2 separate regions of the Homo sapiens genome follow, and region 1 is linked to region 2. The links are chromatin loops, found by intact Hi-C in ENCODE. Cell type or tissue: PC-3. All regions are shown on one strand. Each heading gives the region's core, and the rest is flanking DNA. Links, peaks and the distances in the headings are about the cores only. Region 1 holds the start of LOC124902808 (a long non-coding RNA gene). Region 2 holds the start of LOC107984418 (a long non-coding RNA gene).

Region 1 (15,936 bases), core at 2,671-10,670, 310 kb before region 2:
AAGTAAGTTGCGATCTAAAATAATAGTTCGGTCACATAAATGGGGAGTGAATGAGACAGAATTCGAACCTTGATCTCACTATACAAGTTCTGAATCACCCTTTTATGTTGCCTCTTAAATTGATTTGTCTAATTGAAAATAAGATTTAGTATGTGTATTATACTACATTTGTTAAGGATTCAAGCATTGCAAAAATGAAAAATTTTCCATAGACCATATTAAACAAGATTAGAATTTACAACAGGTGTGCAATCATTTCAGAGTAATATCTCAGTTGGCAACTGGCCCTTAGCCACTATTCATTGTGAAAATATTAGTTTGGAAAAATCAATGCAAATACTAGCATATATATAGAACTAATAAGACATTCATGAGATAAAATATCCAGTTAAAAATATTAGCAGATGAAAAGATTCACATACGTATTGCTAATGGTCATTGTCCTTTCTCTCAACTTTCCACTTTGCTAAACTTCATTTTACGATAGGCTCCCTATGTGATACAACAGCCTTTAAATTCCTGGGAATTGTCCTTGGTTCTGAACCAAGTCATTTATTACTGATATCAGAAGGCTCTGGTCCAAATGCCCCGCTCATCTGCAGTGTAATTCAGACTGTAATTTCACAGGCTGCTGCCTCACCTGTAGGGGTGCCATCTGGAAGGAGAATTACGCCTGATATTTTCTCCCATGATGCTCATGGGCATTCTTCTTCCAACAGTGACATCTACTTTTAAAAAATTAAATACTGCATTTATACTTTAATGATTACTATAAAGGAACATATGGAATTAAATCAGGGACTAGAATATTAACTTCATTCATTGAAGTGGGAATCTTGTCTTTAAAATGGCTGTTCATATCTTCTTGGATTAGATACATTAGTGATAAATGAAACTTTTGATACCTTCAGTATAAGGTGCCTTTCTAACTTTTTTTAGTTCAAATAACTGAATTACTGATACATCTCTAGGCAAAATTTAACTATTAAAAAAAAGGTAAGACAAGGTAGAGTTACAAATATAATGGAAGAGTTAATCTGAAGGATGATGACAAAGACTCAATAATCTGAAATACTTAAAGATTACCTGCAACAAATACACAAGCCTATATAATATAATCATAATTTCTATGTAGTATATCTCTGAATCATAATAAGTAGTTGATAACATTTTTACCAGTATTACTCTCAAATTCTGTAACATTCACTGTAGACAGAATTTTTTGATGTGATTGGAGCTGGCAGTCAGTTGTTAATTGGAAACAAGACATTTCAAGTAAAAACATACAGATTCGTTTGCCAGCATTCTTTGAGGATATATCCACTGACTGGAATCCTCATCATCTTCCCTATCTAAAACAAATTCATAGGTTTTAGGTAATTTCCAGTTTTGGTTACTTTAAATAGAAGAAAAAAAAAATCTATGAGCACTTGCCAAGTAGAGAATCCTCCTTGAATTCTACGATTTCCACCCTCCTACTCGGGCTCTTCAAACTAGGAGGAGACAACTCAGGAAGGAGAAAACACTAAAAAAAATTGTGGAATGGAGTAAAACACTTTGTTTACAAACAATTTACAACTGTTTGTGAGTAAAACAATTTTACTTGCTCCATTCCATAGCATTTTTTAGTGTTTTCTTCTTCCTGAGTGTTTCCAAAGCAGTCACTTTTGTTTGCATAGAAAAAAACCAACTATATCCTTTATATAATCTTGTCAATAGTTTGTGTTCATATTTAACTGATTTTACATAAATAAGCAGGCAAACAAACACAATAAGATCTTGGTAAACAACGCAACTGACAGAAGCAGAACAGTGGCAGCAAGCTGAAGGTGGCTTTACGTGTTTAGAGAGAGCCACAGGAACCTAGCAAAGTGTTACGTAAAAAGAATGCAGAACATCACAAATTTGGTGAATTAGTTAAATGCAGGTTGATTATGATGTCTTCTATGACATATTCATGTAACAAAGTATACTGTCATAATGTCACCTCTCCAAGAAAATCCTTTATGCCCCATACCAGGTCAAGTACCTTTATAATATGACCCAAATTAGAGGCTAACTTATTATCAACGCATAGAAACAATCATTCTAAAGCAGGGTTTCTCGATATTGACACTAATGACATTTTGGGCCAGATAAATTTGTAGGGGCTTTCCTGTCCATTGAAGGATGTTTAGCAGCATTCCTGGGCTCTACTCACCGGCACCATTGTCCCCACCCAACCCACAGTCCCAAATTCTAACAATCTAAAATGTTTCCAGAGATTGCCCACAGCTCAAATAATCCCAGGAGTGTGAAACTGTCCCCTCTTCCACCCCATTGAAAACCACTGTTCTAGAGGTATCCAAAATGCAAATAAATAAGCATTCTTTCCTAATCTACTGTGTTCTCTGCTTAAAAAAAAAGCACCAAACTTAAGGTCTTACAGAATGCAATGCAATCTCTATTTATTTCACTGTTATAATAGCCTTAGATATTAAACACTTTTACTGCAAAGTTTTTTCAATGATTCCCCAGTCTATCACTTGACCCTTCCATCTTAAAATGTGCTAATGCTAACCACCTAATTTATCATAAATGTGATAATGAAATTACATGAGAGTTTTCAAAGTAATTATATAAAATCCTTTTGGGTAAGATACTTTCCTTACAGCTCCACAGTGACTGATAAAGATTATATTACACTGTTAGGCACTTGGCAAAATACAGGCGGCTGATGATATCACTCAACAGGGATACCTTTACCCTTTGCACTTATTTGCCATAGAATGGGTAGGAAAATGTTGTGTTGGCATCTGTATATATACACATAGACATCTTTGTACAATGTTTAATGTATTTGGCCAAGATAAATTTCTTAAAGTAGAATTCTTGGATTAAAGGATAGGCACATTCAAAATTTTGATATGTATCATCAAACTGCCCACAGAAAGACTATGACAATTTGTATTCCCACAACTGTATGAGTGGAGTAAAGACCTAAATGTAAAAGGGAAAGGTATAGAGCTTATGGAGAATATTTTCATGTTCCTGTGGGAAAAAAGTCTGACCATAAAGACCAATACATTTGACTATGTTAAAACCCAGAACCTCTGCTCATAAAAACAATGAAGTCACAGAGTCTGAAAAGATATTGGCCAGCCACACACATATACACGTTTGTATATTTTCCATCACCAATGAAGAATACTAATTGTTAAAAAAAAAAAAGAGTATGCAACCCAAAAGAAAAATGGGCAAAATAATTATATACAATTACTTCATAAGACAAAAAATATATTACTTCATTAGTAATTCAAACACAATGGGAAACTACTACATGACTACGAGATTAGCAGTCACACAATACCCAGGGTTGAGAAGTCTATGGAGGTATGAAATAAAATTTTACTGCAGTACTTTGGAAAAGTACAGTACTTTGGAATTAACATGTAAGAGCAGCACACCCTGTGCTCTAGCAACTCTACTCCTAATTGTATACCCAGACATGAGTGCTGAAGTGTAAGAGCACACACGTACAAGCACACTACAGCACTATTATTTGCGTAATAAACTGGAAATGATCCAGTGCCCACCAACAGTAAAATTTAAAAAACCTTTTCCTATGATGTGTTTTCTTGTGGTACATTCATACAACGACATCTATAGAAAATAAATTATCCTTATAGGCAATATAAATGAATGTTATGAACATGACTGAGTGAAGAAAGCAAAAACACATTTTAAAAAGAAAAAGGTATGTTTTGCTCCATTCATATAAATTTCAAAAACAGGTAAATATAAACTACACTGTTTAGGGATGTAAGTATAAGTGGTAACAGCAAAAAGAAAGGCAAGGAAATGATTATCATAAAGGTCAGGAGAGTGGTTACCTCTGGGGTACGGAGTTCTAACTGAGAAATGATATTTGGATGTCTTCTTTCTATATTTTCACCTGGCTGATGATCACACAGGTGTTCATTATATAACTATTCGTTATTACTGTACCTGTAAGTTTATGCAATTTTCTGTGTATGGTACATTTCACAACTAAAAAGGTTATACAAAGATTTATATAACTAGCATATATAATATACAATAACGTGGGTGAAAGCAAAAAGAACACATTCATATCTGCTTATAAATGGTTATAGCATGTGTGGAACAGTACACAATTAGACAAAATGATTGCCTCTGTGTATGGAATATAATAGTAGGGGTATAGGAAGGGAAGGAGACTAACTCTTCAATATAAACTCTTTCATATCTTGCAAATTTTACATCATTGTTATACACTATTTGCACATAAAATTTTAAAAAAGAAAACAAAAAGGCAAATAATCACAAGCTAAAAAGACAATAGTTTTTCATACTACATTTTGCAAAGAAAAAGTGAAACTGATTTTTTTTAAAAAATTAAGATTATAGGAAGAGATTGTAAGAGAGGTTTAGAAAAGGAAAAGTCAAGAAAGTGCTATATAGAAGAAATCCACTTTTAACCTATGTTTTTATATTTAAAGAAAAAGGGTGGGAAAACCCATAACATTTAAACATTAACCATAAGAAAATTACAATTATTAAAAACATTATCAGGGACAAAGAACAATACTTCATAATGATAAAGAAGCCAAACTATCAATGACACATAATAACCTAATGTGTATGCACCTAATAACCATATAAAAATACCTGAAGCAAAACCTGACAGAACTGAAAAGAGAAAGAGACAACCCTGAACTATAGGTAGAAATTTCATTCTTCTTCTTTCAGTAATTAACAGAATTAATAGACAAAATAAATAAGGATTTAAAAGACCTGAACAACTTGACTCAAATGGTAATTACGTAACACTCCAACAATAACAGAGTAGGTACTTCATTCTAAATCAATGTGGAACATTCAATGAGAGAGACCACATGCTGGGCCATAAAGCAAGTCTGAACAAATTTAAAGGAATGATAGCATATAGAGCATGTTCTCTTATCACAACCAAATTAAATTAGAAATTAATAACAGAAAGACATTTTTAAAATTTCTTAACACTTAGAAATTAAACATGCTTCTAAATAATCCATGGACCAAAGCAGAAATCACAAGGGTGTATTTTGAATTGAATAAATTTGTGGGATGCAGCTATAACAGTCATTAGAGGGAAACTTATTGACGAAAAAAGCAAGGTACAGAACAATATGTAGAATATGCATACCTTACACTGAACATGAGGTTCACTGCTTTATCCCGCCTAGAAGAGTGCCAGGTACATAGTAGCCACACTATTTGTTAAATGAATGAGTATGCCAAGAAATATACATACATGTTTATAATAGAGTGTAATATTTTAAGACAGATATACTAGAAACTGGTAACATTTTTTTGGGGACCAGGGGTGGGTCCTGAGTAATAGGGTTAAAGACAAAAAAGGATAAAATTTATAATATCTGTATATCACATAGTCAAAAAATGACAATAGAATTTTACATGTATTAATCACAAATATCTGTCAGAGAAGCTCCTAATTTACCTATTATTTAACTTGATCACCAACTTCCACGCAAGAAGAAGAATCATGGTAATAACGGCTACTTATTAGGTCCCTATTATATGCGTGCTACTGTTCTGCAAGACTACTTTCTTCCACTTCTCTCACCTTCCAACATACAGTTCCCAACTTTTTAGTATTGTGGACTTCTGGAGAACATAACTTAGCACAAGAAATAATTTCCTCTGCATATTCTAAAGTTTAAAAAACTTGTATTAGCTTTTTCTCCCACTGGATGGCACTCTCACTTAATCAACAAAAGACTGACAGTCAAATTGGCCCTATTCCTCAGACTGCAGAAAACCGCCCAATAAGCAAGTCTATCAAAGGAAAAAGTGAATCTCTAAAAATCTTTCCCAAGGCACGTGTGGGTCTTATTCCAGACCCACAAAAACAGTTTCTAAAACAATATTCCCAATCCCCCATGGTGGGTGAAAAAAATTCATTAATGGTAACTGGATATTCCACTCTCAACGAATATCTATTACAATTATTAAAAACATTATCAGGGACAAAGAACAATACTTCATAATTGTGCATAACATTAGGTTATTATGTGTCATTGATAGTTTGGCTTCTTGTAATTCTCCATGTAGTCAACGAACATGGAGGAAATAGGAGACAAAGCCCAAAGTTCAACCAAAGTGAGAACTCTAAGAAGAAACTGCCCTAAATAACAGAGCTGGGACAAACAAATATATCTACAGAGCAAATGTGAATTTACAGTCTCATCTGCTGTCACCCATTTCCCCAATTCAGTTTAGAACCTTGGTGTTGAGCAGTCAAACACATACTTCCTCCCTAACTCCACCCCGTCTCCAATATGCATAAGACAGGCCCCAAACATACAACCCTGATTTACAATGCCTGGGTGGCAGGAAAAACCTAAAGTCAATAATTTAAAAATGACCCTTCAACACACTCTTTGGTAAGACTGAGGAAAAATGGGTATTCTCATTCCATTGTTGGTAAGAAAGTCAAATGGTACACAGCATTGAGGAGAATTTGGCAACAACTAGTAACGTTGCCCTCTCCTTCCCTTTCTCCATCCCTCCAGAACTGGCCTCAAGCAATCTTCCTGCCTTGGCCTCCCAAAGTGCTGGGATTACAGGTATAAGCCATCATGCCCAGCCCTCATTAACCCTTTGATATATCAATCTCACCTCTAGCAATATAAAATGACATTACACATATACAAGAATATTCAATACAATATTATTTGTAATAGCAAAAGAATGGGTAAAATTCAAATGAGCATTAATTACGTAGAATGTAATTGTCTATACAATTTATTCTACACAAGAATAAAAACCTTATATTTGAAATATACATGAATATTAGTCCAGGTCATGGGGGTGTGCAGAATTAATCAAATACCTGTCTAGGAAAGTTGGTGTGCATGTGTGCACAGCCATAAAAAGGAATGAGAAATATCTCTATAGAATAATGAAGTGATTTCTGAGAAAGAATTTTAATTGAATAAAAGCAAAGTATAGAACAATATCTAGAATATGCTAACTTTTGCATAAGGGTGAATATATACATATCTAATATTTTCAAAATAACCCCAAAAATAAAAAGAAAATGGTCATCTATCCACAAAGGAAGATAACAGAAGAAGAAACAGAATGTCCTGTTATCTTAAAATGTACATAAAAATTACTAAAAAATTAGTAATTTTTTGCATAACTAAAACACAAAATTAAACTAAACAAGGGAAAAAGAAGCAATCCTCCCCAAAATTGAAAAAAAGAAAACACTGAAATCTGGTTGTATGTCAAGTTGGTAACAGAATAGGTGAAAATAGTGACTACAAGTGACTTTAAAAAAAAAAACAATATTTTGACTGTACATTTCTTATGAGATACATTCTATAAGAAAATATAAACAAAATTTAAGCTGCATTTAGAAGTCTTATTGTATAGTAGTAAAGTTGGTATTTAAGTTCTGAAACTAGCCGGGCACAGTGGCCCACGCCTGTAATCCCAGCCCTTTGGGAGGCTGAGGCAGGCAGATCACCTGAGGTCAGGAGTTCAAGACCAGCCCCGCCAACATGGCGAAACCCCGTCTCTACTAAAAATACAAAAATTAGCCGGGCGTGGTGGCAGGCACTTGTAATCTCAGCTACTAGGGAGGCTGAGGCAGGAGAATCACTGGAACCTGGGGGGCAGAGGTTACAGTGAGACGAGATCACGCCATTTCACTCTAGCCTGAGTAAAAAAAGCAAAACTCCATCTCAAAAAAAAAAAAAAAAAAAAACCTGAAACTATTGTAGGTAGGTTATATGATAAAGCAATTATCATCTTAGGAACCAAGGTTTTCTGCACAGACGTAAAGAGACGCAAGTATAAAATCAAAGACTTCAAGTAAAAATTCCATAATCTTACACGGAAAATATGAGTGTAGATTTGTGACTTTTTATATTTAAAAAGTTAATTACAGGCTGGGCGCGGTGGCTCAAGCCTGTAATCCCAGCACTTTGGGAGGCCGAGGCTGGTGGATCACGAGGTCAGGAGATCGAGACCATCCTGGCTAACATGGTGAAACCCCGTCTCTACTAAAAATACAAAAAAAATTAGCTGGGCATGGTGGCGGGTGCCTATAGTCCCAGCTACTCAGGAAGCTGAGGCAGGAGAATGGCGTGAACCCGGGAGGCGGAGCTTGCAGTGAGCCGAGATTGCGCCACTGCACTCCAGCCTGGGCGAAAGAGCGAGACTCCATCTCAAAATATATAAATAAATAAATAAATAAATAAATAAATAAATAAATAAATAAATAAATAAAAAGTTAGTAACATCTGGTCTGTAGGAACATAGATGATGATCTCTACATATCATTTTCCAATGAAAGACCAGGATTCTTTGATTCCAAGTTTAGGCAGTATAAAACGACCATAAAATATCTTCTAGTACCAGAAAGTAAAATCTGAATCATAAACATACTTATTTGATATTTTCTGTGTATTATTACAATATATCAACCTGTAATTCAGATGTTATATTGAGGACTACTAGGGTTTGTTAAAGGAACACAAGAGACAAGAAAAAAAAAGGGAGAGGTGAAACTACAGATTAAGAAATTTTAGACTTGATACCAAAGGCATGATCTATAAAAATAATTGATAAATTAGACTTTATCAATATTAAAAACTTTTGCTCTATGAAAGACTCTGTTAAAAGGACGAAAGGACCTGCCACAGAGTGGGAGAAAATATTTGCAAACCACATATCCAATAAAGGATTAGTAAAAAGAACTGCCAAACACAACAGTAACCAGTGCTTGGGACACAGTAAGTACTCAGTGGATGCTTCAATATAATTTCAAATTTTTTCTTTGTAAAATTCAAGAAAAATTAATATTACTATTTTAATATATAGTAGAATACTAACCATTTTGATAAAAGCATATCAATTTATTCATCATCATTGTACATAAAAGACATCCAGAACAACTGTTTTTGCTTTTCATGCTCTTAAATGTGTCTTTTTATGACAGAATTTCTTAATTTTGATGTAGTCCAGTCCAATTTATTTTCTCTTTTTTTTTTTTTTTTTTTTTGTATTTTTAGTAGAGATGGGGTTTCACCGTGTTAGCCAGGATGGTCTCAATCTCCTGACCTCGTGATTCGCCCGCCTTGGCCTCCCAAAGTGCTGGGATTACAGGCGTGAGCCACCACACCCGGCCTCTTTTTAAGAGTCAGCATCTCGCTCTGTTGCCCAGGCTGGAGGGCAGTGGTGCAATCATAGCTCATGCAGTCTTGAACTTCTGGGCTTAAGCCATCCTCCTGCCTCAGCCAATCAAACTGCTGGGATTACAAGAGTGAGCCACTATCTTTTCTCTTAACATTAGTATTTTGGGGGTTTTGACTAAGAAATTTTCTCTATCCAGTCATAAATATATCCCCTTTTATTATCTTCTAAAGCTCTTTTTCCATTTAGAACTTTACTCCACTTGGAACTGATTTCTTCATTTTCTATGAAGTAGAAATCTTACTTCTTTTTATTTTCCCCAGTAAGGACATTCAGTTGTTTCAGCATCATCCTTTCCTCACTACTCTGTAGTACCACCTTTACCACAAATCAAGTGACCTTATGAGTATGGGTTACACAGGTCTGTTTGTCAGTCTTTGCACAAGTAAAACACTGTTTTAATTGCTGTAGTATACTTTATAGCTTGATATCTAGTACACAAAGTCCTCCCACCTTATTCTCATAAGAGTATACAGGCTGCTTTTGGGCTTCTTTTTCATTTACCTAAAAAGCTGCTTTTTCAAACTCCACATAAACATGGTTGAGATTTTTGCTGGATTACATTAAATCTACAGATTAATATGAAGAGAATTGACATCTTTACAATGTCTTCCAAACTTCAAACATGGTAATATTATCTCCACTTACTTACAGTATTTCATCAGTTCTAAAATGGACACCTCCCCCAATACTACAATGTCTGAAACTGCAATGTACATTAAAATTGGTGGCTTTGGAGAGTGATATCAGCAAGGGCTGACTAGAAGCCACTAGCACTTGCCCCTTTCACAAAGACAGCAAGAACAATGAAATATACAACTATGTTAATGAAAATAACCCAGGGAGAGCTCTGGAGACATCAGTGGAGTAACAGAAACGCTGGTGAGCACAAAAACTCAGGATGGCCACATTGAGAATGAAAGGGAACACCAGTCTCCTACCACCCCAAATCCCAGCCAGGATCAAGTGGGAATCAGGAGAACTTCTCCCTATGGCAAGGAGGTAAGCAAGAGGATCCCAGCAACCTCCATCAACACATTGGACATCTACAGACCTCACCACTGGGGTCACCTGCAGTCCTGACAAGCAATATGCCAGCTGAAGGAGCTGCCTGGGGTCCAAATAGCTGTGCTCTCCCAAGGGAAAATGACACTCTGTCCTGCCCCCAGTGCCTGTGTGGCTACTGCCATCTTGGAATTGAAACTATGGCTGAAGTGTACCTTGCTTCAGGGGTGAGTAGCCATGGCTCCCCTTCATCTCTAAGGCTAAGCTGCTGAACCACCCCAGTCTGGTGGTCCAACTTCCCCAGGCAGAGTTGTGAGCAGCTGTTACACCCTTACACGTAGGGTCAAAGCAGAGGTGGAGGCACTCCACCTACCCCTCTCCCACCCCCTCAAGCTGGAGCTGCAGCAGTATGCTGCCTCCTGGGAAAAGAGTACTGGGGCCACTCAGAGCAGTAACACCCCTCTGCCATCAGGGTTGAAGCAGTGCCCTGCATCCCAGGAAATGGTGCCTTGGCTGCCCAGAGAAACCACGACCCCATTTGGTAAGCTGAAGTAGCACCCAGTATCATGAGAAATGGAACCTGGGCTGCCCAGAACAGTAATGCCCCACAGGTCTATGGTGAAGTGGATTATCACCCTCTGGGAAATCAGTGACCTGGCTAAGCTAAGCATCTGTGCATCCCAGGGCTGAGCTGATGCAGTATGCTGCATCCCAGGGAAACAAGAGCAGTGGCTGAGCTGAGACACCCCACCCTACACAATGACTCTAGTACCCTGCTTGCCTGAAGCTAGACTAACCCCCACGAGTCCGAGTTGCAGAGACACCCCTTTCCTTGGGAAGTAGAGTCATCACTGTGCCTTTAGGCCACCTGCCACCCTTAGGGCCCAAATGACAGCTGAGCTCCACCATTCTAGGGTACTTGCTGCTGCTGCACCCAGCCTCACAGAGTCTGGGATACAGCCAACACCCACCATCCCAGTGTCTAAAGTCACTACTGTACAGTGTACCCTGCTCCCCCAGCCCAAACCTCCAGAACATCCCTGCTTCCCCAGGGTCAGGCCAGTGCTGTGGCTTGAGTAAAACCACAGTTACAACTGAGCCCTCTGGTTCCGAGCTGCTGGAGGGTGCCTCCATTGTCACAGATCCTAGTTCTTGTGGGAAACTTACATCCAACCCTGCCACAGAGGGTGAATCTGCACCCAAAGACCCAGGTAACACAAAAGGTTCATGGGATTCTGATGCAGTACTGTGGCCCCACTGCTGCTCCAAGCACCACTGCTGCTGCTTGTAGACCATGTCAGACCTAACAGCAGGGTCAGCTAAGTCTTCCTATTGTAGGAAAAATGAAAACATGAGGATCTCCCAAACTGCTGCAACTGAGTACCTTAAAAACTATGCTGCTGCCGGCCGGGCGCAGTGGCTCACGCCTGTAATCCCAGCACTTTGGGAGGCCGAGGCGGGCGGATCACGAGGTCAGGAGATTGAGACCATCCTGGCTAACATGGTGAAACCCTGTCTCTACTAAAAATGCAAAAAATTAGCCGGGCATGGTGGCGAGTGCTTGTAGTCCCAGCTACTCGGGAGGCTGAGGCAGGAGAATGGCATGAACCAGGGAGGCGGAGCTTGCATTGAGCCGAGATCGCACCACTGCACTCCAGCCTGGGCAACAGAGCGAGACTCCGTCTCAAAAATAACAACAAAAAAAACTATGCTGCTGCCACCACTGCCACAAACTTCTACAGCCTATACCACTGAGTCACTCATATTATTGCTGATGTTGAACACAGGTCAAGAAGCTGCAAAGAGACTATACCACTGCACCTATCTGGAAACATACTCACCACACCATTCCCAACTGGAACACTAATCTTTCCCTTTGCAACACTAGGAAGTCTAGAAAAGGCAACTGCTCCACCAGATGTCTACATCAAAAAAGTTGAATGATTTCAAATACAAAACCTAATGATGCATCTCAAACAACTAGAAAAGCAAAGTAGAAGGAAAGAAATAACAAAGGTCAGAGCAGAAATGAACAAAATTGAGACTTAAAAAATACAAAAGATCAATAAGAAAACCTGGTTTTTAAAAAAGATAAGCAAAATTGACACACCATTAGCTAGACTAACCAAGAAAAAAAAAGAGAAAACACCAAAATAAATAAAATCAGAAACAAAGAGACATTAAAATAGATACCATAGAATTATAAATGTTTATTAGAGACTATGATGAACAACTATATGCTAACAAATTGGAAAACCTAGAGGAAATGGATACATTCCTGGACACATACAACCTACCAAGATTGAACCAGGAATAGAAAATCTGAACAGAACACAAGTAACTAGATTGAATCTGTAATAAAAAGTCTATCAAAGAAAAATTCAGGACCCGATGCTTTCACTGCTAAATTGTACCAAACCCTTAAAGAACTAACACCGATTACTCTCAAACTCTTCCAGAAAATCAAGAGGGGGGATTTCTTCCAAACTCATTCTATGAGGTTAGCATTATATAGATAACAAAATCAGTTAAAGACACTATTAAAAAAAAAAACAAACTGCAGGCCAATATCCCAGATGAACACAGATGTAAAAGTCCTTAACAAAATACAAGCAAACTAAATCTTGTGGCACATCAGAAGATCACTTGCCATGATCAAGTGGGATTCATCCCAGATATGCAAGGATGACAAAATGTACACAAGTCAATAAACATGATACTTCAACAAAATGAAGGACAAAAGCCATATGATCATCTCAAAAGACACAGAGAAGCATCTGATAAAATTCAACATCCCTTCATGATAAATACTCTCAACAAGTTAGGCATAGAAGGAACGTACCTAACACAATACAGGCCATCAATGACAAACCCACAACCAACAACATACTGAATGGGGACAAGTTCAAACCATTTCCTCTTAGATATGGAATAAGATGAGGATGTCCACTTTCACCACTTTTATTCAACATAATACTAGCCAGAGCAATCAGGCAAGAGAAAGAAATAAAGGACATCCAAATTGGAAAGAAGGGAGACAAATTGTTCCTGTTTGAAGACGACATGATCTTATACAGAAAATCTAAAAACCTCTTAGAGCTGACAAACACATTCAATAAAGCTGAATGATACAAAATCAATATTCAAAAATCAGTAGCATTTCTATACCCAGGGGAAGTAATAAAGAAATCAAGAAAGCAATCCCATTTATATAACTACAGTAAAATAAAATACTTAGGAATAACTTTAAACAAAGAGTTGAAAGATCTCTACAATGAAAACTACAAAATACTGATGAAAGAAATTGAAGGGAACACACCAAAAATGGAAAGTGATCCCATGCTTATGAATTGGAAGAATTAATACTGTTGAAATAACCATACTGGCCAAAGTGATTTACAGATTCAGTGTAACAAAATACCAATGACATTCTTCGTAGAAATAAACAACCCTAAAACTTGCATGAAACCACAAAAGATCCTGAATAGCCAAAGTGATCCTGAGCAAAAACGGCAAAGCTGGAGGCATCACAATTCCTGATGTCAACAACCTATAGTAACCAAAACAGCATGATATTGGCATAAAAGCAGACACATAGACCAAAATAACTGAATAGAGAACCCAGAAATAAATCCATGCATTTACAGCCAACCGATTTTTGGCAAAGGTACCAAAAACATTTATTGGAGAAGGGACAGTCTCTTCAATTGTTGAGAAGAATGGATATCCATATGCAAACAAACAAACAAACAAAAATCAAACTAGATCCCTATCTCCTACCATATACAAAAATCAACTAAAAATGGTCTGAGCGCGGTAATCCTAGTACTTTGGGAGGCTGACGTGGGTGGCTGGCTTAAGCCCAGGAGTTCAAGACCATCCTGGGCAATATGGCAAAACCCCATCTCTACTGAAAACACAAAAATTAGCTGGGTATAGTGGCGCACACCTGTAGTCCCAGCTCCTCAGGATACTGGGGTGGAAGGATTGCTTGAGCCCAGGAGGCAGAGGTTGCGGTGAGCTGAGATGGTGCCACTGCACTCCAGCCTGGGCGACAGAAAATAAATGAATTAAAAAAATATCAACTAAAAATGGATTAAATATTTAAATGTAAGGCTTTAGATTATTAAACTAATAGAAGAAAACATAGGGGAAACGCTTCAGGACATTAGTCTGGGCAAAGATTTTGTGGAGATGATCTCAAAAGCACAAACAACAAAAGCAAAAACAGACAAATGGGATTATACCAAATTAAATAGCTTTTACAAAAAAATCCCATGCAGATGAGTAGAAGGATCAATATCATTGAAATGGTCACACTGCCCAAAGCAATGTATAGATTCAATGTTATTCCTATCAAACTACCAATGACATTCTTCACAGAACTAGGAAAAACTATTTTAAAATTCATATGGAACCAAAAAACAGTCCAAATAACCAAGGCAATCCTAAGCAAATAGAACAAAACTGGAGGTTTCACATTTCCCAACTTCAAACTATACCACAGGGCTACAGTAATAAAAACAGCACAGTACTGGTACAAAAACAGACACATAGACCAATGGAACAGAACAGCGGACCCAGAAATAAAGCCACACACCCACAACCTTCAATCGGATTGAAGATCACAATCTAATCTTCAACAAAGCTGACAAAAACAAGCAATGAGGAAAGGACTCCCTATTCACTAAATGGTGCTGGGATAACTGCCTAGCTATATGCAGAAGACTGAAATTAGACCCCTTCCTTTCAACTCAAGATGGGCTAAAGACTTAAATGTAAAACCCAAAACTATAAAAACCCCGAAAGACAACCTAGGCAATACCATCCTGGACATAGGAACAGGCAAAGATTTCATGACAAAGATGCCAAAAGCAATTGCAACAAAAGCAAAAACTGACAAATAGGGTTTAATTAAACTAAAGAGCTTCTGCACAGCAAAAGAAACCATCAACAGAGTAAACAGACAACCCTTAGAATGCAAGAAAATATTTGCAAACTATGCATCTGACAAAGGTCTAATAACCAGCATCTATAAGGAATTTAAACAAATTTATACAAAAAGCAAACAACCCCATTAAAAGGTGGGCAAAGGACATGAAGAGACACTTTTCTAAAGAGGACATGCATGTGGCCAACAAGCATATGAAGAAAAGCTCAATATCACTGATCATTAGAGAAATGAACATCAAAATCACAATGAGATACCATCTCACACCAGTCAGAATGGCTATTATTAAAAAGTGAAAAAATAACGGTGCTGGCAAGATTGAGGCGAAAAGGCAACACTTAAACACTGTCTGAGTGTCAATTAGGTCAAACATTGTGGAAAGCAGTATGGTAATTCCTCAAAGAGCTAAAAACAGAACTACCAGGCCAGGTGTGGTGGTGCACGCCTATAATCCCAGCACTTTGGGAAGCCGAGGTGGGCAGATCACTTGAAGTCAGCAGTTCAAGACCAGCCTGGCCAACATGGTGAAACCTCATCTCTACCAAAAATACAAAAATTAGCCAGCACGGCGGTACATGTCTGTAGTCCCAGCTACTCTGGAGGCCGAGGTTGGAGAATTGCTTGAACCTGGGGGGTGGAGGTTGCAGTGAGACAAGACTGCACCACTGCACTCCAGCCTGGGAGACAGAGTGAGACCCTATCTTAAAAAAAAC
Region 2 (15,936 bases), core at 4,654-12,653:
CATCTCTGTATAGGCATCAGTGGAGGAGTGAAAATGGACCAGGTCATGTTTCTCATACTGCCTTGTTCTGTTATTCTCCTACTCAAACTTCCTTGACATTTTGGCTTTGGAGCTGGTTGCTTTATGGTGGCAAGGTGGCTGCTGCAGCTCCAACCATCACTTCTTCATATGACAGCATCCAAAATGGGAAGCAAAAGGGACAATGGCAAAGGGAACTTCTTGCATGAATCTCTTTTATTTTGGAGGAAAGTCCTTCCCAGAATCCTCCTTATGTCTCTCACTGGACACAACTGGATTCTTGCCATGTATAGGCCAATCACAAGCAATGGAGCTACCATAATCAGACCAATCATGGTTTATTCTCTGTCGCTGGGCACACTGATGCTTGAACAAACCTGGGGTACTCTTACTCAGAAGGGTAGGGTGGCTGTTGTGTAAACAACCACCAGATGCCTCTTCCGAGACATCTAAGATAAATTCTTTAAGCAATTAGCCAATTTTGCTCCTCAAACCCATCCCATCATTTGGCCCCCTTTCAAAAGAGCCTTCTTAAGGCATTAACTGGCTTGAAGCCTTCCATCAACTTTTTGGAAAACTTGACCCCTTTCCCCTAGGGAACATTCTACTTCCAGTTGTATCTCCTTCCCCTCCTGTTTCAATTATTACCCCCACCCAAGCTCACATGGAATGGAAGGTAAAGAAGAGGTGTCCACATGACAAGTGAGGTGGCTGGGTGCTCCGAGTCCAGGGAGACTTTTGATGTCCCAAATTCTTTGTTTTTTTCAGATAGAGTCTCGCTCTATCACCCAGGTTGGAGTGCAGTGGTGTGATCTCGGCTCGCAGCAACTTCTGCCTCCTGGGTTCAAGCTATTTTCCTGCCTCAGCCTCCTGTGTAGCTGGGATTACAGGTGTGTGCCACCACACTTGGCTAATTTTTGTATTTTTGGTAGAGACGGGTTTTCATCATGTTGGCCAGGCTGGTCTTAAACTCCTGATCTCAAGTGATCCACCTGCCTTGGCCTCTCAAAGTGCTGGGATTATAGGCGTGAACCACCGCACCTGGCCTAATGTCCTAAATTCTTCAGTGAAGTCCAGGAAGAGTGCTTCCAAATCTAGTCTTCACAAGTGGGAGTTCATCTCTTCATTCTCCCAACTGTCTTGTTAGCAGATGTTGAATCAAATTTCATCAAGCACACACATACACACACACACACACACACACACACCACACACACACACACACGCCTCTATCCTAATGACAGACACTAATTCTCAGAGGCAGTGAAGTTTAAACTAGTGGTCATTCCAGTTTTATAGCTCACAAGTCAGAAACATAAACAAACTAGTGGTCATAAAGGATAATGTCTCCAGGGGCCAGACAGGTGACAACAATCAGTGAAGGGAGCCTGTACTACTGGAAGCTCTGATGAGCCCAAGGATGCAGGCCCTACTGAATAGGACAATTTCTGCTCATGTTAGCTGACTGTTTTCAGGTTGGAATGAAGACTAGATTGCCTGGATTTTAAGACAATCCAGAAATCTGGAATTTAAGTGCAATTTCCCAATTAAAGAAGTTTGTGAGTAAAAATATCTGTGAGTCATAGCAGGACATTAAGCCACCAGTTTTTAAGCCCTTGTCTAACCCATAATAAGGAAGAGAAATATGTTCTCATTTGGTAATACCTCCTCTCTCATAATGAAATCTCTGTAATATTATGCAGGCCTGTACCGTGCCTTTCCTTCATCTCGCCAACTCTTTTCAAATGGTCCTCTTCATGCCTGCCTGGCAAAAGAAAGTGGCCTGTAGCTGAGCAGTATGGTTTGGCATGGTAGCACCTTTAGCCTTTACTTGTCACAATGACTCACGGGTTTTTGTTTTATTCAATTATCTTATGATACGTAGCCACCGTTGCTCTTGTTGATGCTCAGGTCTTTCAGATCTGGCCAGGGATGCCCCTTGAAGCTGGATCCGGTGTTCTCCACTGTTTTTGTTTGTTTGTTTTTAGCACCTCCATGTTTTCTGATACAAGATGTTCAGCCTTGCCTTGTAATTTTTCTGTCAAATACCTGGAATCAGCCACTTCTCTAAGAAGTTCAGGTTTTTAAAATTAGAGAATGGCATTTAGAACTCATGGTGTGGTGGCTGCGATCATTTGTACTATAATATCATTGCTTCTATGCTCTTTCAGGGAACAGATTTATAGCTATCATCTCTCTATCTATCTTTCTGGAGCAAGAGGGAGGTCTTACTAGTAATCTTTAATTTAATACAGCAATGTGGTGTTCTTCCTTTGTTCTCATTCCATATGTTTTCTCCCTTCTCTCTTAGTGAATGAGAATTATTATTCCCCCAAACAATATATTTGCTTTAACATTCCTTAGTCACAAATAGTGCTGGAATTACTACATCAATACCACGACCATCAACACATCTACAAAGCAAAGCACAAGATTATATTCCATTAAAATTATATTCCACTAAATTATTAAAGTTCAATTTGATATACAGTTAGGTCTTTTTTCTGTTGATGTTGACGTTTAAGATATCTTTCCATCCTTGCTGATTAACTTTATTTTCCATGTGCATTCTGTAGAGTTCCCCCTCTGAACTTCCTTGCACTCAACTTCCCTTCATCTCACTCCCTCCTCAACCCCTCTTTCTTTTTCTGCCAGACTGAGTCCTTTAAACTTCTGAGCTTCCTTCTACCTCTCCCTTTCTTTGTTCGCTGTCCTTATTGCATTTCCCCATAGGAGCCTAGTTCTGTTCTAGGGACTAGATCTGTATCATGGAGTGAGCCATGCCTCCAGCTCTCATTTCATGTGGAAGAGATGCAGGGCCACAGCCATCACAGCAGACTGGGGGGCACTCTGTAACAGGGAAGCACAGGACTGCTGGGAGAACAGAGGGGACACTTCTCACCCCATGGTTGGGGAGGGGGGGGCTTGCACTCCTTAGCTGGCTCTCACGCTATAGGAAGAAGAGATATTTCCTTGAGTTTTTCCTTTCATGAAGCACCATTAATAATACTGTCGCCATAGAGTCGCTGAGAGGATTAAATGAGATAGTACACGTTAATTGCTTAGCACAGTGCCTGGCACAGGAAAGGAGTGTTGCACAGGTTGGGTATTACTATGTTATTAGTTCTTCGAATAAGCTTTCTACCCCTTGCTCTTGCTCAGCTCCCACTGTTTTGGTTTTTTTTTTTTTTTTTTTTTTTTTGAGACAGGGTCTCACTCTGTCATGCATGCTGGAGTGCAGTGGCATGATCACGGCTCACTGCAACCTTCATCTCTCAGGCTCAAGCGGTCTTCTAGCCTCAGCCTCCTGAGTAGCTGGGACTACAGGTGCACATCATTGTGCCCAGCTAATATTTTTTTAATTTTTAGTAGAGACGAGGTCTCACTATGTTGTCCAGGCTGGTCTCGAACTCCTGGCCTCAAGCAGTCCTCCCACCTCTGCCTCCCAAAGTGCTGGGATTGCAGGCATGAGCCACATGCTCGGCCTCAGCTCCCTCTTGAACACCAACAATTCCTAGATTTGGTCTTTTGAATTACTTTTGTAGATCTTAGATTTGGTGTTTTGAGTTACTTTTGTAGATCTTGTTGGCGGTCTTCATTCCTTTCAGTTATTTTTTTCCTTTTTTTCCCTCTGGCTGTATTTTCAAATAGCCAGTCTTCAAGCTCACTGATACTTTCCTCTGTTTGGTTCCCTCTGCTGTTGAGAGTCTATCGAGTTCATCAGCAAATGAACTTCAGCGATTCAGCAAATGAACTTCTCAGTTTCAAGATTTGCTTGATTTTTAAAATTACTTTAATATTTTGTTAACTTTGATAAGTTTCTGAAATGCGCTTGTGTGCTATCTCGGAGATCACTGAGTTTCCTTAAAACTGCTATTTTGAATTCTTGGTCAGGGAGCTCACCAATCGCCATGTCGTTAGGCCCAGTCACTGGATTTTTGCTTTGTCCTTTTGCGTAGGTCATGGTCTCCTGCTTGCTGGTGTTTTTGTGGGTATACGCCTGTGTCTTTGCAATGAAGGATTATTTATTCCAGTTTTCTCTGTCTGGCTTGTTTGGGTTTCTGTGGGACATCCTTGCCTAGCGAAGCTTCGCGGCCAGGTCGCTTCCTCTTTTTTGGCTCTAGGTGGCGCCCTAAGCCCAGGTTCGCCTCGTCTCCAATAAAAGGTGGGAGCACGGCCTGTCCCAAACAGGGGAGGTTTCAAAAGGGTTATCCTGGCAGTGTGGGAAGGCTGGCTAGGGGTTTGCGCACAGGGCATCAGAGGAACGTACCTTCTACAGCATGGTGCTGCGGAACAGCCGCTCCAATGCGGCGTCTCCTTTGGCCGAGTTACAGGGCAGAGTTTCCGGGCTGGGGTTGGCCCTCGCCTCCCTTTGTCTCCGACTGTGCTCAGGGATGCCGCTCCCTTCAGTCACAGCCACACCTACTGCGGTAAGGCAAGGACCAGGTCTCCTGCCAGGGGACCCGCGAAGGTGGGGGAGTTGGCGCACCCCCTTAGTTTCAATCGTTCCAGTGTAGAAACCGTGCGTTGGGGAGAGATTCCGCAGGATCGGTGCCAGGCCGAATGTGGATGGGCGGAGGTGTCCTGAACACGGAGGTTCCCTTCCCTCACCATCTGCCCGAGGTTTTCCTCTTTTCTGTGGCCCTGGAACAGTCTCATCCTCAGACTGGAGCTCTGGGTTGCTGCTGGTGTGGATCTGGGCGCTGGGTATTTGTTTCTGGTTGTCGGAGGGAGGGGTATTGGAAGCAGCTTGCCTGACGCTGCCATTTCGGGACTGGAACTCTCCACGCTGCGAGTATTGCTGCACGGTGCGTCACGCCCTCCATGGAGCCACACATGCCGCGGTGCGGTTCCAGGAAGAGCTCCGACGGCATGATTTTGGGTCTTCCCTCAACTACTCAGAACGTATCCCACATCGGTGTCGATACGCACGTGTATTCAATTTTGCCGACGCCACAACCATTCTTGCTTCTGGTAACGCTCTTCAGTTTTTCTTTAGCAACCCTGCCCCCCGCTTCTGGGTCCGTGTGGTCTGGGTGTAGCTGATGATCCCCGTACCCCAGCTCAACGAATGGGCACGGAACCCAGGCACACGAATCCACACCAGGACCCACTACGTAATAATCTGCAGGACCCGGTGCAGATGAAAATGCAGGGCTCCTTGTTCGAAAAGTATGAAGAATGACAAAGCTTTGCCCAGAGGTTCATGCCTGTAATCCCAGCACCTTGGGAGGCTGAGGTGGGAGGATGGCTTGAGCCCAGGACTTTGAGGCTGCAGTGAGCCGAGATTGGGCCATTGCACTGAAGCCTGGGTGACAGAGAATGAGAAACTTTCTCTTTTTCTTTTCTTTCTGAGACAAAGTCTCACTTTGTCACCCAGGCTGGAGTGCAGTGGCATGATCTCAGCTCACTGCAACCTCCACCTCCCAGGTTCAAATGATTCTCCTGCCTCAGCCTCCTGAGTAGCTGGAATTACAGGTGGCTGCCAACATGTCCAGCTAATTTTTTTTTTATTTTTTTTTATTTTTAGTAGAGACAGGGTTTCATTGCGTTGGCCAGGCTAGTCTCGAACTCCTGACCTCAGGTGATCCACCCGCTTTGGCCTCCCAAAGTGCTGGGATTACAGGTGTCAGCCACCATGCCTAGCCCCTTTCTCTTAAAAAATAAAAGGAAGAAGAAGTGTTCCACTGAAAAAGTGACCAGAGCCAAGAGGCTCAGAAACTGTAACTGAACCCAAAAAACCCTCCAAGCCTCTGCATCGCAGTGGTGCCTGAGGCAGGTCCAGCGCTCACTTGAGATACAGAGCAAAGAAAAGTCAAGGAAGCAAGGGGATGGGTCAGCAGTGAGGGAGGGCTCACTGATGTGTTGCCTTTGCTTCACACCTGACTGTCCTGAGCCCACAGATGGGAAGTGAGTCCCCACAGGGAATGCAGCAACTTCATGGAAATGAGCCCGCAGATGGGAAATGAGTCCCTACAGGGAATGCAGCAAGTTCATGGAAATGTCTAAACTGAAACCCAGGTCCCCTAGCCGCAATCCAATCACAGGAAACTACATTGGTCTTTACTAGACAGGAGGCCAGAAATAAATTCCAGCCTGGCAAGATCTGGGGCAACTGCTATGGTTTGAATGTGTCCCTCAAAGTCTGTGTATTGGAAATGCAATCCCCAAGGCAACAGTGCTGGGAGGTGGGACCTTGGAGAGGTGATTAGGTCATGATGGCTCTGCCCTCACGAGTGGCTTAATGCTGTTATTGAAGGAGTGGGTTGTGGGTTAGTTTTTGCAAAAGTGGGTCCCTTGTAAAAGGATGAGTTCAGTCGCCTCACCCCTTTCTCTCTCTCTTACCTTTCTGCCTTCTGCCATGGGATGATGCGGCAAGAAGGTCCTTGCCCAGAGTTCAGGCGCCTTGACCATAGACTTCTCACCTTCCACAAAAAATAAATATCTGTTCATTATAAATTACCCAGTCTCAGGTATTCTGTTATTGCAGCATAAAACAAAGACAGTGACCTTTTAAAAACAGCTGTGATAACGATTGCTGTTCAGTTAGGAAGAGTGGACAGTGGCTGCTAATGTCAGGGTTCAGAAAACGATATCCCAAAGTATGGTGTCTTGGCATGCTGAGTGCTTTGAACTGAATGACACTGAAAGGGTTTCATAAACAAAGTCTTTTTCTGTCCTTTTTCCTTTTTCTTCTGCTAACCTTTCTCCTCCAAGTCAGGCCATAAAAACTAGAATTCCTTTTCCCCAAAGCCAGCCATAAAACCTAGAAACACGACTTTAACTTTCCCCTGCCTTTCTGTGTAAGAGCTGGCCATAAAGAAATTCTCTGACCTACCTTGTCTGATAGCAGATAATAAGACCCTTATTCCAGAAGGGACCTTGCCCCATACCAGGGAGGAAGGAACGGCACACAGAGAGGCCAAGAAGAATCTGAAGTCGGGCCTTGCTAGGTTTCCCCACTCCGCCTATTAGCATTAGATCATACCCTTTCTGTCCAATCATCCAATCACATTTCTACATGGCTGTGCATTCTTCATGGGGTCTAAGGCTAAAAACAGACAGTTTTCTCTTGAGTTTTTAGGTCTTTATTCTGAAAGCTCCTGTGTCACATAAAACTTTAAGTCAATTTGTTATGCTTTTCTCTTGTTGTCTTTTGTTATAGGAGTGTCATTCGTGAGTCTTATGATGGGTGAAGAAAGGTATCATACCTTTCCACCCCTACACTGAGAAGGACACTTATAGCATCACCTGCAGGTTAATATTGTCATGTCTATTTTACAGATTTGCAAGCTGAGCTCAGAGAGAGCTGCACCATTTGCCCAGGGTCACAGCTTGCAAACAGTGGAGCCCTGATTTGACTCTAGAGTCTGGGGCCTAACTGCTCCCCTAGTTGCCTGGGAAGGGAAGTTAGAGCACCTGGATTCTTATTCTGGCAGCATCATTAGCTCAGGGTCCATTCTGAGACAGTTTCCCTTCCTAAGTGTCACTATACCTTCTGGGCCTCACCTGCAAGGCCAAGGCAGAATGCCAGTGGGGTCATGGATGTGAATGCATAGTCAGCAGTGGCTGGTAGGGATGCAGGCTGGTATAGGAGCAAGACTCCATGCTTTCTGGCAGGGCCTGGGTTCAAATCCTTACTCTGTCTCTGATTAGCAAGACCTTGCCCAAGTCCCTTGACCAATCATGAGACAGAGGATGACACCAACCTCACGCGATTGTTATGCAGATCACATGCTCCACGAAGGCAGGCTGCTTGGCTTAAGAAGATGCCTGACACACATCAATTCCTTTTCCTATCTCCTTTATAGAGAATGTAGCTTCATTCTCCAAGCATGAGGTAGAGGGAAAAATAGTATGCTCGACCTTCTGAGGGTCCTTTTGATTTTATTTTGAGACAGAGTCTTGCTCTGTCGCCTAGGCTGGAGTGTAGTGGCTCAGTCTTGGCTCACTGCAACCTCTGCCTCCTGGGTTCAAGTGATTCTTCTGCCTCAGTCTCCTGAATAGCTGGGATTATAGGCGTGCGCCACCACACCTGGCTAATTTTTATATTTTTAGTAGAGATGGGGTTTGGCCGTGATGGCCGTGCCGGTCTCAAACTCCTGACCTCAGGTGATCCACTGGCCTCGGCCTCCTAAAGTGCTGGGATTACAGGTGTGAGCCACCACACCAGGGCCCAATCCTTTTAAAAATACTCTAACTAAATCTGAGAGAGAGCTGAATTTACTGCTTTGCAGGTCCACCCGTAAAGTCAGGGCCTGCCTGAGGATGGCATTGCTTGGGCTTTGCTGCCCTCTTGTGGCCACTGTGAGGTCGAAGGAGCTGCCCCTAATTGCGGCCCTGGAATATAGGAGTTGGGGGAGGACTGTATTCCTGATTCCCCACCCCGGGACATTCTGATCCAGCAGCAATAGGGGAGGTTCTGTGTCACTGGTGATAAGCCACATTAAGGAACCATTGAACTAGTCCAATCCCTCATTAGAGAGGAAGACTATGTCCCTGAGGGTGGATAGGACTTCTCTGAGAGTAGCAGCTAGGGTAGGCTAAGTAACTCAGGTCTCCAGACCTCAACACCCTTTCCACTATCTCCCCTGCACAAGGCAATCCTGCCAGGTGAACAAAGCTTCCGAGACATCTGGACCCACCTGTCACCCAGGGCGAGGATTCGTCCGCTGCTTCGGTCAGGTCGTTCTCCAGCCTTTGTGTGAACTCCAGTGGTGACAGGGCGCTCAGTATCCCGTTAAAGCAGCCTATTCCTGTGGCCCTTAGGACGTTTTCCTTTGTATGGGGTCTTGATGTGCCTGTCTGCATCCTCCCCTGTTGGGCCTAATTCTGGCCTTAGAGGCTCTGCAGCTCCATCCTCTGACTCCTGCAGAGACTGCAGAGGCAAGCAATCACAGCTAGGAGAATGAAGAAGATGGAGTCAGTGTTTCATGGCATCTGGCACACGTGATGCATCACCTTCCTCAATCCTGCAAGACAGGGGAGTGGCATTAACTTGTCCAAGCTCACACATCAGTTAGTGTCAAGGTGGACAAAGCGTCCTCGATTTATGCATTCAGGAACCGACATACTGCTGAGAATTCAAGCAGTGAGTTAGTGATGGGGTGAAGGCCAAAGCCGGTGCTCAAGGGCAGCATTCTCAGCTGCACTGCAGCTTTCACTGATGGCCAGGTGGGCAGCCTGGGGTCGTGTTTACTTTCTAAAAACCTTCTGGTGCACAAAACAAAGACATATAGCTCAAAGATCTACAACAAAGCAAACACTTGTGTCACCACCACCTGTCTTGGTCTGTTAAGGATGCTATAACAGAAATACCATAAACTGGGTGGCTTTTAAACAACAGAAAATTTTTTCTTCCAGATCTGGAAGCTGGGAAGCCCACAATCAAGTCACCAGCAGACTTGGCATCTGGTGAAGGATTACTCTCTGGTTCATAGGTGGCTTCTGTGCTCTGTGTCCTCACACAGTGGAAGGTACTAGCTAGCTCTGTGGCTTCTTTTTTAAGGGCACTAATCTCATTCATGACAGTGGATTCCCATGACCTAATCACCCCGTAAGGGCCCATTTCCTCATATTAACACATTGGGATTTAGGTTTCATTTTATGAATTTTGGAGGGATACAAACACTCAGACCGTAGCACCACCCAAGTCAAGAAGGAGGACACGTGCCAGCACCCAAAAGCAACTTTCCACCCCTCCCAACAGCTGCCCCTCCCTTCTCGCTTTCCTTTATATATCTATGATCTAAGCCTGCACTCACTCCTGAAGGCTATTGTGAACTTTATAGACGTGGAATCATACATTTGGCATGAGTTTGTGTCTGGCGGTTTTCACTCAACATTTACTCAACATTCATCCACATACATTTTCACTGTAGGGTGACAGTGACGGATCACAATTTCATTTGTCCTATCAGCGGACGTGTGGGTTGTTTCCAGTTTTTGTAATTATGAATAGTGCTGCTATGAACATTTGTGTCTATGTTTCTTGGCCCATATATGTATGCTTTTCTGTTGGATAAATGATTGTGCTAGTTTCCTAGGGCTACCATAACTAAGTGCCACCCCCAAGGTGACTTCACACAATGGAAGCGTATTCTCTCGAGGTTCTGGATGACGGAGGTCTGAAGTCAGGGTGTCAGCAGGACTATGTTCCCTCTGAGACTGTGGGCACTTGCTTCTACTTGACTCCTTTCTGTGCCTCCATTTTCTCATGGCATTCGTCTCTTGGATCTTCACATTGTCTTCTTATGAGGAAACTCGTCAGATTAGATGAAAGGCCTACCTTACTCTAGTGAGACCCCATCTTAATTAATTACACCTGCAACCACTCTGTTCCTAAATAAGGCCACATTCTGTGCTGGGGTTTAGGACTTCAACCTGTCTTTTTGGGGGACACAGCTCACTTAACCCATAACAATAAGAGGAATTGCTGAGTTGTCTTAGCAGATCCTGAGAAAGGAGTTGAGTGCAGATCATTTGTGCTGTGGTGCCAGGAAGCATGGCTGAGGCTGGGGCCAGGACTAGCCTCTCCTGAGGCAAGTGAGGTGAGTCGGTGCAAAATTTAAAGGGGACTCCCAGGGCTGCGCCCTCGGTGCTGACTCATCATCATTCCAGCTCTGAGGGAGGGAGTAGGAAAATGTGACAAGGAAGGGAGAAATTCCAGCTGAGTTTCCTTCATTATGACTGTGGGCGACGTGGCGTTCAGTCCCACTGGAGATCCTCTAATGCACCTTGTGGAGGGTGCCTCCCATGCCTCCCACTTGTCCCACAGAAGGATGAGAAAGCTGGGCATAGGCTGCCCCTGGGCCACTAAGTCCCTAGTCCTTGTGGGCCGCTCTGCCCCAGGACTGGACAACCTTCTGCAGCACTGGAGAAAGGTCCCAGGTAGAGAAGCAGAGAGACACAGGTGCTTGAGATGGACCACTGTGAGCATGCCAGGGGTTGTCCACTGGAAGTTCGGGTGAAGTCAGGCTGAAGGGGTACAAATTAAGGAATTTCTTTTTTTTTGAGACAGAGTCTCGCTCTGTCACCCAGGCTGGAGTATGATGATGCAGTCTCAGCTCACTGCAACCTCCACCTCCAGGGTTCAAGCGATTCTCCTGCCTCGGCCTCCCAAGTAGCTGGGATTACAGGAGCCTGCCACCACGCTTGGCTAATTTTTGTATTTTTAGTAGAGACAGTGTTTCACCATGTTGGCCAGGCTGGTCTTGAACTGCTGACCTCATGATCTGCCCACCTCGGCCCCCCAAAGTGCTGGGATTACAGGCGTGAGCCACTGGGCCTGGCCCAAATTAAGGAATTATTGATGTCTGCTACAACCCATCTGTTATACCCCAGACACATGTATTCCAGCTATTGGGCATTCAACAGTAAATTACAACAGGCACAGTGGCTAACACCTGTAACCTCAGCACTTTGGGAGGCTGAGGCTGGAGGATCACTTGAGGCCAGGAGTTTGACATCAGCCAGGGCAACATAGTGAGACCCCATCTCTACTCAAATATTTTTAAAAAATTAGCTGGGGCCAGGCATGGTGGCTCACACCTGTAATCCCAGCAATTTGGGAGGCCGAGGCAGGCAGATCACTTGAGGACGGTAGTTCCAGACCAACCTGGCCAACTTGGCAAACCCCATCTCTACTAAAAATGCAAAAAATTAGCTGGGCATGGTGCCATGCACCTGTAATCCCAGCTACTTGGGAGGCTGAGCCAAAAGAATCGCTTGAACCTGGGAGGCGGAGGTTGCAGTGAGCCAAGATCGTACCACCACACTCCAGCCTGGGTGACAGAGAGAGACTCCATCTCAAAAAAAAAAAAAAAAAAAAATTAGCTGGGTTTAGTGGTGTGTGTCTGTGGTCCCAGCCACTCAGGAGGCTGGGGCAGGAGGATCGATTGAGGCCAGGAGGTGGAGGCTGCAATAAGCTATAATCACGCCACTGCACTCAAGCCTGGGTGACAGAGTAAGACCCAGTCTCCAAAACAAAAACCAACAAACAACAAATAATGGCTGACCGTTGAAAATTTATACTGTTTCCTAGATGACAGTGCTCTAACACAAAATGTCTTTCCTGAGCTGGTGCCTTAGTTACACTAACCTTGAAGAGGGCAGTCCAACCTTCGGCTTTAGAGTAAAAACCAGTGGATCCCATTGTCATGTGTTCTTTGTCACATTTTCTTTGCTTCTGAGACATTATTCATGATTCCATATAGCAAAGCAAGTGTGTGTTGGGTTTATTTCAGGGGTGTCTATCCTGTTCTTTTTAACTATTTGTCAATTCTTATACCAATAGCATAAGGTCTTAATGACCTTTATAATAAGTCTTGATTTTTGGTAGAAAAAACTCTCTCTTCTTGTTCTTGTTCATTGGCTATGCTTCACCTGTTGCATTTCCATTAAGTTTCCATGCATTTCCATGTAAGTTTTAGAATCATTTTGTCAATTCTATAAAAACTCTGTTGGGCTTTTAAATGAGATTGCATCAAATCTCATTTTGCAGGGATTGACGTGTTCACAACATGTATTCTAACTCAAAAGCATAATATTTTCCTACTTTTATTTGGGGTTTAATTTCTCTCAACTATGTTTAATAGGTTTCTTTATAGAAGTCTTGCACACCTTATATTGCATTTATTCTGCAGTGTTTGACATTTGTGCTCTTAAATTGTTTTTTTTTTTTTTTTTCTGAGATGGAGTCTTGCTCTGTCCCCAGGCTGGAGTGCAGAGGTGCGATCTCGGCTCACTGCAAGCTCCGCCTCCCGGGTTCACGCCATTCTCCTGCCTCAGCCTCCCCAGTAGCTGGGACTACAGGCACCCGCCACCACACCTGGCTAATTTTTTCTATTTTTTAGTAGAGATGGGGTTTCACCATGTTAGCCAGGATGGTCTCCATCTCCGGACCTCGTGATCCGCCCGCCTCGGCCTCCCAAAGTACTAGGGTTACAGGCGTGGGCCACCGTGCCCAGCCTAAATTGGTATTCTTAAAAATTTAAAACTTCTGGCAACATATAGATGTTCAACTGATTTTTATGTACTGACTTTGAAAACTTAGTTACCTTATTATTTCTAATAACTTACCGGTAAATTCTGTTGCATAATCTAAATACAAAGTGTTACCTGTGAATAAAGACTGTTGAATTTCTTCCTTTTCCAATCCTCATAATTTATTTTTCTTGTTTCTCTGTATTGACTAGGATCTCTACCACAATATTCAGTGGTGGTAAGAGACATCTTTATCTGTTTCTTAATCTGCAAGGAAAAACATTTAACATTTTACCATTAAATATGATTTATATTGTTCTTGCTTTTAAATATTTTCTTCCTTGCAAATTTTATTTCAGACATGTTGACTACAGCTCTGTGGGAAACCCTGAGGCACAGTACTCAACAAGACATACCTGAACCCCTGATCCACAGAAACTGTTAGAAAATGTTCTGCTGTAAGCTGCCAAATTTGGGGTTAATTTGTTACACAGCAATAAAGAGCTAATGCAGAAGGGATGTGTAATCCTCCATCGAAGTCCTATCTAAGTTGATTGTAGCTTAGCGTAGCAGAAAAGGCATGGGTTTTGAATCAGATATACCAAGAATTCCATTTCTACTATGTATTAATTTAACATTACTCAGCCTCAGTTTTCTTAACTATAAAATGGAGATAATCACACCTGCCTCTTAGAGGTGCTGTAATTATATGTGATAGAGTGAAATTTTCTATACGTCTGGTACCCAGTGAGTACGTAAATGCAGTTATGCAGTTCCTGTCCTTCCCTTCTTCTTTTTTTTTTTTTTTTTTTTTTTTTTGACAGAGTCTTGCTCTGTTGCCCAGGCTGGAGTGCAGTGACGTGATTCTTGGCTCACTGCAACCTCCGCCTCCTTGGTTCAAGTGATTCTCGTGCCTCGGCCTCCTGAGTAGCTGGGACTACAGGCACGTGCCACCACGCCCAGCTAATTTTTTGTATTTTTAGTAGAGAGGGGCTTTCACCATGTTGCCAGGATGGTCTTGAACTCCTGGGCTCAGGTAATCCACCTGCCTTGGCCTCCCAAAGTGTTGGGATTACAGGCGTGAGCCACCGCACCTGGCTCTTCCCTGCTCTTTAAAAAGCCATCTGTCCACCATCCCCTTTATGTATGCTGATCATATTTCCTAGGTAACCTCAGAATATATCATGGAGCAATGGGATAGAATGTTTGACATAGAATCTTGGAATTCAGGACATCTAGTCGTCAGACTTGTACTACCCCTTCTTTATTATTTTTTTGACAGGGATTAAAACTGCCTATGCTAAATATCTGGATTCTTTACCTCCTCCCTGGTTGGGCCACTGTTGTATGTTAAGAGTTAGACACTTCATGTCGTGAGCAGTTGAGCCAGCCATGTGGGATCAATTTCACTGTGAACCCACAGGACTCCAAACCATGCCTTTTTTGTTGTTGCTATTCAAAGTGAATGCTGAGATGTAAGGTCATCTCCCACTGCCTGTGTCTGCTATGGATGTGAGCTGCAATGTGACAGGAGGCCCCCAAGATTAGAAGGCAGCCTGGCAAGGCAGGACGGTCAGAAGATGGGGCTGAAACTCCAACTCACTTCTTGGCTATAGGTTCCTTGGCACGTCATTTTCTCTGTTTTTTTTTTTTTTTTTCCACTTGTAAAATGGGAGTAAGAATACCTCTCTGGCATCATTTTGCATTATACTGAGTATTTGGGAAAGCATTTGGAAATTAGTAGGTACTCAATACATTAAAAAAAAATCCTTTTCATGCCAAGGGATCGACTTAGGGGGCTGGCTGGACACTGATGTTGCTTGCCACTCAATGTGTGGTCCAGGCACTAGAGCACTGGTATTGCCTAGGAGTTTGTTAGAAATTGAGGATCCACTAGATCCCTGGTGATTCATAAAGTCTGAGAGGATCTGAAATTCTACAGTTCTAACAAGCTCCACAGGAGTGGCAAGAAGACCTGAGAAACTGAGAAGATGTGGGATATTGATGGCATACTAGCCAAGATGGGTTTGCAAAGGTTTGGGGTTTTCCCTGCATTTGCTGCATCCAGATAAGACTGACTTGCTCTTAGCATGAAATAAAACTCCTATGAGGACTTGCTCTAGCACAGACAAGCCAAACCACTAATCTGAATAAATAAGCATCAATTTTATTGAATCATGAATAATTTAAGACTGGTACAATCATCAGCTTTATTCTCTATGACATGGGGCATGATGTCCAGCAGATCATTGGCAAATCCAAAAACCTCATGACAAATGAAAATTAAATAGGTAGGAAGAGAGAGAGAGGAGGGGAGGAGGAAGGGGAGGGAGGATGGAAACATACCGTACACAAAATACTCAATTCCTAGTTTTCTCTTTAAAAATGGCTAGAAAAAATTCATCAAAATGCAGCACTTTAATCAATTATTTACAATTTCTATGTTACAATGAAAAAATGTACATCTTATAGAACATATTTCATAAAACTGCTCCACTGGAAACAACTAGATCAAAACAGCAAACCTTCCATTTAATATCCACAAAGTTGGATTATTTTTCCTTTTTGAAGTAGATTCGCCACAATCAAATTTGAATACAGAGAATTTTGAAGTTTAAGCATCAAACAACAAAGTAAAAGTCCCCAAGATACAACAAAGATCTAGGCAAGTCTTGTTCCTGTCCCACTCCCACCCCACCCCTAATGAAACTTAAAAGGTATTCCCATTTCAATTATGGCCTGTATCATTCTTGGCAGTTTGGGAAGAGAACTTTTGGCTTCCATTGGTAACTCAACATAAATGTTGCATAGAATTTATATATTTCAAAATTGGCCTAACTGTAGAAAAGGCAAAATGGAAGCATTTCCGATAGAGCCCTAAATGAGTACAAAGTCACTTTGTAAAAGGTGAGTGACACTAAAGTAAAAATATGA

Evidence for each region. Peaks named below come from ENCODE experiments on the same cell type or tissue, not always from the same donor. Only the 100,000 strongest peaks of a DNase experiment are listed, where the experiment ranks them.
Region 1: a loop joins it to region 2, with 21 times the contacts of the local background. A loop is called at or near these places in 15 of 110 quality-filtered maps.

What each region holds. Positions count from the first base shown.
Region 1 is chr11:20,433,630-20,449,565 of GRCh38, reverse strand. All of the region lies in intron 10 of PRMT3 (protein arginine methyltransferase 3), which reads right to left. It overlaps LOC124902808 (a long non-coding RNA gene), which reads right to left and starts at 7,996. Exons shown (of 2, transcript XR_007062965.1): 1 at 1,801-7,996; 2 at 1-725. In PC-3, for the core only: a CTCF peak has its summit at 5,733 (motif pointing right); no DNase peak of the experiment used is centred there.
Region 2 is chr11:20,120,813-20,136,748 of GRCh38, reverse strand. LOC107984418 (a long non-coding RNA gene) reads left to right here and starts at 4,360. Exons shown (of 3, transcript XR_001748477.2): 1 at 4,360-4,448; 2 at 9,382-9,494. It overlaps LOC124902643 (a long non-coding RNA gene), which reads right to left and starts at 13,809. Exons shown (of 3, transcript XR_007062615.1): 1 at 13,138-13,809; 2 at 8,664-8,918; 3 at 4,448-6,443. NAV2 (neuron navigator 2) reads right to left here. Exons shown (of 38, transcript NM_145117.5): 38 at 15,148-15,936. In PC-3, for the core only: a CTCF peak has its summit at 8,329 (motif pointing left); DNase peaks (open chromatin) are centred at 8,308, 9,828 and 10,618; H3K4me3 peaks cover 169 bases; H3K27ac peaks cover 1,850 bases.